Linked DNA regions of Homo sapiens: region 2 is linked to region 1. A link is a contact called in ENCODE Hi-C data. All regions are on one chromosome and are shown on one strand. Each heading gives the region's core, a stretch centred on a gene start or an enhancer-like site at or near the end of the contact. The rest is flanking DNA. Distances are from core to core; before and after follow the strand shown.

Evidence for each region. Hi-C counts contacts between places; a loop is a spot of excess contacts on that map. Pooled maps may share reads with other maps.
Region 2: a loop to region 1 is called in a pooled map, with 9 times the contacts of the local background. The contact joins the promoter of AS-PTPRE here to the enhancer-like site in region 1. A Hi-C loop is called at or near these places in 3 of 37 single-sample maps with no recorded cell type and 1 of 50 pooled maps.

What each region holds. Positions count from the first base shown.
Region 1 is chr10:123,396,137-123,400,631 of GRCh38, reverse strand. All of the region lies in intron 6 of LINC02641 (long intergenic non-protein coding RNA 2641), which reads right to left. Among named protein-coding and RNA genes, the nearest start is that of LINC02641, 50 kb to the right of the region's middle. RefSeq lists an enhancer at 2,238-2,547. Within about 2 kb of position 2,316, at least 2 of the 41 ENCODE cell types and tissues checked have a DNase peak (open chromatin) inside an H3K27ac peak, as active enhancers do.
Region 2 is chr10:128,060,136-128,064,630 of GRCh38, reverse strand. AS-PTPRE (lncRNA antisense to PTPRE protein-coding gene) reads left to right here and starts at 2,206. Exons shown (of 3, transcript NR_136150.1): 1 at 2,206-2,504; 2 at 3,787-3,944. PTPRE (protein tyrosine phosphatase receptor type E) reads right to left here. Exons shown (of 21, transcript NM_006504.6): 8 at 3,616-3,692; 9 at 2,916-2,952; 10 at 1,451-1,548. RefSeq lists enhancers at 525-1,123, 1,463-1,672, 2,083-2,132, 1,464-2,663.

The DNA.
Region 1 (4,495 bases), core at 1,067-3,566:
GGAGATTGAGAAACAAAGCAGGTTATCGAATAGGGAGTGCCAGGTGAGTGTGGTAGTAGAATGGGTTTTTTATTAGAGAACATGGGCTGTCTTCTGACAAAGCACCGACAAGACAAAGTCTTTCCATAGTGAGGGGCTGAGTTGTGAGAATACCTGGGGGTGGAGCAGTGCAGGCAGAGGGAAAGGCAAGTGCAAGGGCCCTGGGGCAGGCCCAAGTGCAGCACGCCTGAGGGGTGGCATGCCACCAGTGCATCTGGAATGAAGTGCAGGGGGCAGGTTAGGAGAGGAGGCTGGGGAGATGATGGAGGGTGTCTCAGGATTGTACCCCAGATTTAATTTATAGAGGCAATTGAGTGACAAGAGAGAGAACCACGAGGTGAAGGACTGGACAGGGCCAAGACACAAAGAGTGAGGCAGAAGCCTAGGCCAGCAGAGCCCTCATTGTGGTTTCCTCAGGAAAGGCCAGGCCAGGCAGAGGAAACAGCCCAGGACCAGCTAGTCTGAATCGTGTTGGGGGACCTCTGGACTCTGGGGTGGTCTCTAGATGCTCGGTATCTGGTTCAGGGGTGGTTTAGGGCAGGGGAAATATTGGTTAGTGTGTGAGTGAGATAGAGAAGGTGAGTGGAGAATGGGCCCTGGACTGGTTGGTTACATGTGAGTGGTGGTGGGCTTGCAGGCAATTTGCTTTCTGGCCAGTAAGGTCCCCAAGATGTCAAAGCATCATAAAATATAGAAAATACCAAACATGATTCATTCCTAGGGGTCCAGAGCGTGCAGGGCCTCACAGGCCACGGGGAAGAGCTGGAATCCCCTCTCAAGGATATAGAAGCCTGTAGATGGGGAGATCTATCTGGGAGTGGCTGAGAAGCTACGGAGGGAGGCTGCCTGTGAGCTGAGTCCAGAGACAAGGGCAGGGACGGGAGGCGCAGGAAGAGGGGGGTAGTGGGAACAAGGACTGTAGGGCGTGACTGTGCATCAGGAAGGGCGAAGGGTCTCGGGGTGTGTGGTCGGGTCAGCAGTGGGAAGTGGAGGCAGGAGCTGGGTTGCAGAGGGCTTGCCTGGAGGGTCGTGGTTGAGATTGAAACCATAGCTCTGAGGCCCAAGAATCAGCTGTCAGAAGTCCCCAGGTTGGAGAGTGGCTGATCAGATCTTTCCACTGCAGGTTATGATTCTTTCTTTTACGTTCTATGGTTGAGCTATACCTTCTCCCTCCGGGACCCTGAGAATTCCTGAGGCCAGAGCCAGTTCTTGTCTCAACTGTGAATCCCCCTTAAACCAGGCCCCATGGCTGTGTGCTTTACACGCGTTAGGTCACATTGTGTCACTTCAGCCCCTGCCAGTGCTCTGGGATAGGCACAGTCTCTGCCTTTATTGAAGGTAACTAAAGCTCAGAAAGTAAATCATGTGCCTAAGGCCACAGAGCTAATATAACACGGAGTCAAGACTCAGACGCACCCAGTGGTGTCCCCGTGAATGTTTAGCCAGTTCTCTGGGAAAAGAGAACTGATTGTTAGTGTTTGCCAATTTCTGTGGTGTAAATACTCCCACCATGGCTGATTCCAAGCTGCCAGCATGAGCTCATGGAAGGCAGAGTTGGGGAGCAACCATTATACAGTATTTCCACCAGAAGGATATTACAGACATAAATAACCTCAAAAGCATAGATCAAGAGTTGGCAAACTTGACCTGGGCTATGGGCCAAATCTAGTGCTACATGTTTATAAATAGTTTTACAGGAGTACAGCCATGCCCATTCTTTGATGCATTGTCTGTGGCTCCTTTTACCTTAAAACAGCAGACCTGAATAGTGTGTCAGAGACAAGAAAGCCTAAAATACTTACTATCTGCACTTTCATAGAAAAACTTTGGAAACCTCTGATACAGATGGTAATACAATGTTATAAAATAATTAGAAAATGATGAGTTTTGAGTATTTATTTTCTGTTTTTGATATAATTTATTTAATTGCAATTTTCTACAATTTCATTTTTAATATATGTTTAAAAACCAGCTGCAAAACACTTACAAATTTAGCAATCCGCTTTTGCAAGCTGGAAATATCCCACTCCGGCACACCACTGAATTACGTCTGCCTCCAAATCATGTGCTCTTTTCTTGACACATTTTCTGAATGAATGAAAGCATGCATGCATGAACAGACAAGTGGTCAGACCGAAAGAGAAGGGCCCTTGGCCTGCATGTTGGGAAATGTTGCAGACTTCAGCAAGAGCACAGATGCCTTCACCAAAGGCCTGATGACTGTAAGAATGAAACTCAGCTGACCTATTTAAAGCAGTTAGAGGAAGAATGGAGACTTAGCAGGTGAGAGAGGGAAACTAGAGAAGGGGCCTTCATAGGGCAATCAGGCCTAATTTTCCACGAGCAGAACCAGGATCAACAGGGCACCACAAAAGGTCTGTGTCCACCTCAGTGCAAGGCCTGTAGGCCCCATTGTCAATAGAAATGAAAGTCTAATTAATAGACACTGTTTTGCCCCATGCTGAATGCACTAAAATCTAACTTGGTTCTTTAAGAAGTGGAGGAGCAGAAGTGGCTTGTGTGAGGACCTTAAATTTTTCTTTAGTAGAAACCTTTATGCCTAACAGGAAATCATTTGAAGTGAAAATCACATAAGCAGAATTATCAGGTCTAAGAGCATGTGACTTGACCCTGTCTTTGGCAAGGGCTGTCTTGGGAATAAAGATGCCTACACTTGAGGTGCTATGCACAAACACAAACACACACATGCACACATTCACACAAATACACACACACACACACACACACACACACACACACACACACACACGCCACGTTAATACTGGGCCTGCCTATTCCCCCCAGTCATGATAGTTCCTGTTGCTTCTCACCCTATTCTATCCCCCTAAAAATACCCCGACACAGTGAAAGACACAGGCCAGAAGTTGAACACACGCTACAGAACCCTGAAAGGGAGATGGGGGCCTTAGAGAAGGCAGAGGACATTTGCAGAATCCTGAGCATGCTGGGAAAGGATGGTCGCACAGCTATTCCCCAAGATTATTCGGTGTGGCTTTTCGGGTACTGGCCCAGCCAAGAGGTTCAACTGAAAGAGAAAGAGAATTTCCAGTTTTGGGTTGTGTGTTTTTTTTGTTTTGTTTTTGTTTTTGTTTTTTTGCCAGGACACTTTCCCCTTGTCCTTGCTTTGCCCTTTCCTGTTGTGGAGGGGGCCACTCTCTGGCTTCAAGATGTGCCTCCTCTCTGTGGACCTGCACTGCACCTTGGATGGGACACCCAAAGCTGCTTGTCCCCAGGCAATTTTGCCTTCAGATGTCCTCAGCCATGACAGCCTGGTGCCCAAGCCCACTCAGGTGCCACCCTGCCATCTCACCAGCTTATCCTGGGGCACTCCCTACAGGGAAAACACACAGACAAAGGGCACCTTAGCTCCCTGGCCCTGGACTGCAGGGGCTGTCATTGGAGCCCTGCACATACGTGAGCCATGGATGCATCTTCACAAAACCACAGTCAGAAGGAGAAGGGGACTAGCCCAAGGTCACTCCATTGAGTTGAAGTAAAACCAGGCCAGGACTCCAGGTCTCCTGTCTGCCAGGCCTCCCAGAAACCAAACAGAACCCAGCTGCCAGGAGGAAATTGTCCTCTCCCTTCCTACTTTCATATTTTTCACTAATGATGGACGTCATCAACACAAACTTTCAAAACAATACAAAGGGCACAGTTATTGTTTCTTATGGAAGGGGTGAGAAGGAAAGAGAAACTTTATACATAATAATTTTTGCTATCAAATGAGAGATGCCGGTGACAAGCAGAGGCCAGAGTGTGGCACATTTAATTTAAGCCGTGGCAGCGAGGGGCAGCCTCCATTACAGCCATAATAAATTACATACAAGTGCCACCGAACAATAACAAAAACTGTGGGCCATCTATTTCAGTTCCATTTACAAGAAATCAATATCAATACTTAATGCAATACTGGTGAAAAATGAGCAGAGATACAGAAAGCATAATAAACCAGGAATGGAAGCCTCTCAGCATTTCACTTTGGAAGAAAAAACTAACTGTCTATATTTTCATGTTAAGGGATATTTCATTGAAACCATGCGCTGGAGGTATGAGGGTTTTCCAGATCTAACTTTAAAATATCCTCTTTATTTAATTAAGAAAGTTATTTAAACAGTCTATTTCTAGCTGGATAAAACTCATATGTATGGAAAGAGGCATTTCATCTTTCCCAATGCATTGGGCATCTTTCACCAAATTTTCTTTCTTGTAATAGCCTCAGTTGGATTATGCACATCCTGTGCCATCTTTATGCTGTCATTAACAGCCTAGCTTTGTGTTTGGGGGAAGTACCTGGTGTCGAAAAGTACCTGGTGTCGAACCAGATAAATGCAGGCAGCCAGCTCAGGTGTCTGACAGGGAAGCCACATAACAGTCCCGTGTTCCACCTGCATATGTGGACAACACATCCAGAAGCCCAACCCAAACGCAGGCG
Region 2 (4,495 bases), core at 957-3,456, 4.7 Mb before region 1:
TGAGGGCGTCCTTGAGCCCCACTGCTTCTGTGCTGGTCTCATGCTTGGAGCACCAACCCCAGGAAGACTGGTCCCTATGGGCCATGGGTCACGGGGGACCCTGAGGCTCCTGATGAAGGGTCAGCCTCCTTTTCCCTCGCGTGGGTGTCCTCCTCCATGGCCGCTACAGCGCAGGCAGAGTGAAGAGTCCTGGGCTGGGAATCCCCTACTTCCCTCTGTCACTCTTCCCTCTTCCCCATGACAAAGCATGACAAGGGCAAGATTTGCAAGGGCAAAGGGGTGGCCCTCCACAGTCCTGTTTCAGCTCCCCCCAGAGCAGAATGAAAGCCTCCATCCTATTCCTGACCAGAAACGGTGGCTGGAGGCTGCTTCCTGTGTTTTGGGTGGCAATTAGTAAGCTGGCACTGCGGGGACCAGAGCACCTCCCAGCCTGCCCTTCCTGTGGGCTCCTGCCACCCATCTTCTGCCCCAGCTGAGCTCCCCAAGGCCTGGTACTCCCATCTAAAAATGGCAGCCCTTCCCCACAGTCCTCGCTACAATGCCTGGGAACTGCTGGGGCCAGGCCAGCAGATGACTGAGGAGCTCAGGACACAGCAGGCCCTGAGCAGGGCCGGGCAGGACACACGGCTCCCACTGAACCGGGCCTTCATGCCAGAACACGCCAGAAGCACAGCCTCCTAACTTCGCCCCACCTGTGGTAAGTGTCCCTCAGGCTCCCAGTTCTTCTTTCATTCTGGAGAGTGAGCTCACTGCCTATGGCATGGCTCCCTGCCTGTCACTCAACCCCACCCCCGCACCCAGGCTCCCCACAGCCACCACTTCTCAGCCCTGAATTTGAGCCCCTACTCCTTGCACCTGGGACAGAGCTGGCCCAGCACAGCAGATGCTAATGAGTACTTGTTACATTAGGAAACGAATCAGTTCAACTTTTCTTCTTTGTCAATGATTCAAATTCTTATAACGTACATGCATCCTTTTTTGAATTAGAAACAGCTAATTAAATATATTCGGATGACAAATCAACATTTCTTCAATATACCAACGTTTTCCAAAAGCATTTCTCTAGTCTGGATAATAAGCGCGAAATCATGTTCATTTCTAGCCTGAGCTCTGCCGCATGACACGCTCAACATCCTAAAACTCTAAGATTCATGTCTCTCATCAGGCAGGCAGAGCCATGGGGCCAGCCGGGGGCCACTCTTACTTGGGAAAAAAAGGAAACTCTTGTGTCATTGTGTTATCACAGATTAGATAACAGTGAGATGCTGGGGACACAGGGGATTTGTTTCGTGAAGAAAATGCTGTAAGCCACTGCATGTGTTTGGGTTTTTTTCTGCAGTGATAGTGGGAGGAAGGGAGGGAAGTAGGAAAAGGAAGTGGTAAGAACATCCCCAGCCCGGCAGCAGCAGCTGAAAGGAAGTGATACCGGGGCCAGATGCCTGGAACTCACCTCTTTCCTTTCTTTCAAGTTTGTTAACATGACGATGGTCGCAGACTTTTGCTCCCAGACCATTCTCCAGAAGTCGTTAACCGTTTCCTGTTTGGGACCTGTGTGTAGAGGACAATTTCGAAGTCAAAAGGCATGAAGGGAAGTCCCTTTGGGGTCCCAGCCCCGGCACCCTGGCCGTTGGCCCCTGGACAGCTGTTCACTCCCTTCTCAGGCTTGTTGGGGACACACACGTCATGCCCTGAAGCGTTCCGGAACCGGTAGGGGCTGCCTGTCCTGCCACTCACCCACTCCAGCTAGGAACTCCTCAGTGGGCAAGATAATTGGGCCCAGGTTGAGTTATGACGTTCACAGGTAAGAAGCAGGGTTCAGATGAGGGCTGGGTCTACAGCCAAGTGTGGGAGAGCTGGTGAAAGCCTTGCGAGAGGCAGAGACTGGCCAGCCTCACCCTGCATTCCCAATCCCCTCCTCTTTGTCAAAATCTTACTCTCAGCATGGTGCTGTCCAATACGATATGAGCTAAAGTCCCTCGGGAGGGGGATGTGAACAACAGACAAAGTGTCACTAGGAGAAAGTCCTCTGCCCCTATCCACTTCCTGTCTGAGCTGCGGCTATTTTGCAGTCCCGAGCTAAGTGCTACGTGCTGAGGGGGATGGGCGGGGAGATAAGGAAGCCCCTGGCCCTGCTGCTGTCCTGCCGTGGGCTAGCTCCCTGTGGGTGTCTGCTGGCAAGAGAGAAACACATGCTTTCATCTGCTTCAGCCAGGATCGTCAGGTTTCCTGAGGTTTCCAGCTGGGCACATTCCTGATGGCCTCTGCGTGTGCACATGTGTGTCCTTTTTTCTTAGAGATTCTGCATTTGTAACAACTTCCCAGGTGATTTTGATGGACGCTGACTTTCAGAGCTCATTGCCCTAAAGACTCCTGGCCTAAGAGTGAGGAAGTCTGAGGAATCTGGTTTCAGCTCCACTGATATCTAACCGCACGTACACCAGGTCCTGCAGATGACAACCTCTGGTGGAACGGAGTGATGCTGGATTCAGTACTCAACACACAAGGTAGCCCTGTGCAAGGTGAAGGGCACGTTTTCACAGCTGAAGTATATTCTTAGTTATGGCCTTGATCTGAAAAGCTATTCACCCCACTAACCCCTCGCCCAAACTTGGGGAGCCATGTAGGGCTCAGCCAGCTGAGAGAAATTCAAGGTTATCTGACGCAAGTATTAACAAGCTGGAATGGCAGCCGGGGCCATTGCGTGCCCTGTGTTCACACCATATAGGTGTGGGAATAAGTGTGTGTTTCTCTGACTACACATATCCGTTGTGTGAATGGATATCTAACGTGTCTGTTAGGTGTAAACACACACACACAAATCCAGTATAAGTCCTTGGTCTTGTTGGCATACAGAGAAGGAAATAAGAGCTATTCACGTTACCAAAAATACGTTGAGAAATTAATAAAAAGCTTACCTTGAGCTGCTATGAATTTATTCTTCTCTTTGTAACCCTAGAAAAAATAACATCAGATTTATATTTTTTCAGAATTATCTTTGCTGAAAGGATTTGTTGGTGTTGCTGTTAGGAAAGCAGTACATATTCACCATGGAAAATTTGCAAAACACAGGAAAAGGTTAAGAAGGAAAGAAAACTCACCAGCAATTCCAGAAATAACAAATCCTACTTCATACGTCCCCTCTCTAGTCTGTTTTTCTGCCAAACCTTTCCCAGACTCACCCACAAGCAGACATGCAGACATTTCTGTCCTCTAATTGGGTGAACATGTACAATTTATTTTATGTTGTATTTTTAATGGGAATTTTATAATTGATATTAAATGATCTTTTAAAGATTAATACAAATCAAGTTCTAATAGTCCACTGCACATGGTTTTACCACAATCTGTTTAACTACCCATGCTCCCTGTTCTATTTGGTCAGGAATATACATAATGCTGTAGTGAACATCCTCTGTGATCATCTCTGTCTCTTGAATTCAAATTCCCAGATGCTGATGCCAGTGTGTAAAGCACGGGCAGTTCCGTACCCTTTGTGCTTGTGGCCAAACTGCCCAGAAAGGTTGTGACAATTTACACTCCGGGCACCAGACAAGAAAGTGCTTACTGCTCATGCCCCAGCTGGGCCAGGGGAACAAGAAACCTCTGCCCACTTACATCTATGTAGGAAGCATTGATGTAGTCTGAACAGGGAATTCCATCCAGTTGGCTCAGAATCACCCTAGAATGGTCATCTGGAAAAAAAACCCAAACAAAGCCAAGATATTAGGACCAGGAATCACAGTGCTGTCTCTTCCAGAAATCACAGTGCTGTCTCTTCATCTGCAGTGTCAGCTCCTGGGAAGGGCAAAAGCAGCTTCACAGCGACACCAGGGATGGCAGAGATGTTCTTCCTCAGCGTTCCCATGGAGAACACTAGTGTCCTGAGAGAGAATGCACCTGCTTTGGTGAACACTGACTGTCTCAGCTGTGGCATGACGACAAGGGTAGGATTTCAGCATCCAGGATGGGGGCTGCTGGGTCATTACATAGCAAGAATAGCAGAATGTGCCAGGCCCCTGGCAGTGCAAGGGCTGTATTTTATGAACCCTGCACTGGGCCCAGCCCCAGTGTTGCCAAGTGTGGGTGCACTTAAAAGAGCCCCAGGACAGGAGAACTGGGTCCACTCTCCCAGGCTTCCCAGGGAAATGAGCACCAGCCCCATGAGGACAAGTGGATGTGGGGGTCTAGGATTGGGGACTCTGACCCTCAGTCCCACCACCGGAGTCTGCCCCAGAGCTGGAAGGCGAGCACAGTGAGGAGCGTCTGGTAGATCCAGCCTGTTGCACAAGCAGTTTTCCGGGGTAGAAGGCTGACCGTGGAGTGCTCTGTGTGTGGGGTGTGTGTGTAGTGAGTGTGGTGTGTGTGTATTGTGTGTGTGGTGTGTGTGGTTGTGTATGTGTGTAATGTGTGGTGTGTGTGTGGTGTGTATGGTGCATGTGTGTAGTGTGTGTGGTGTATGTGTGGTGTGCATGTGTGTAGTGTGTATGCTGTGTGA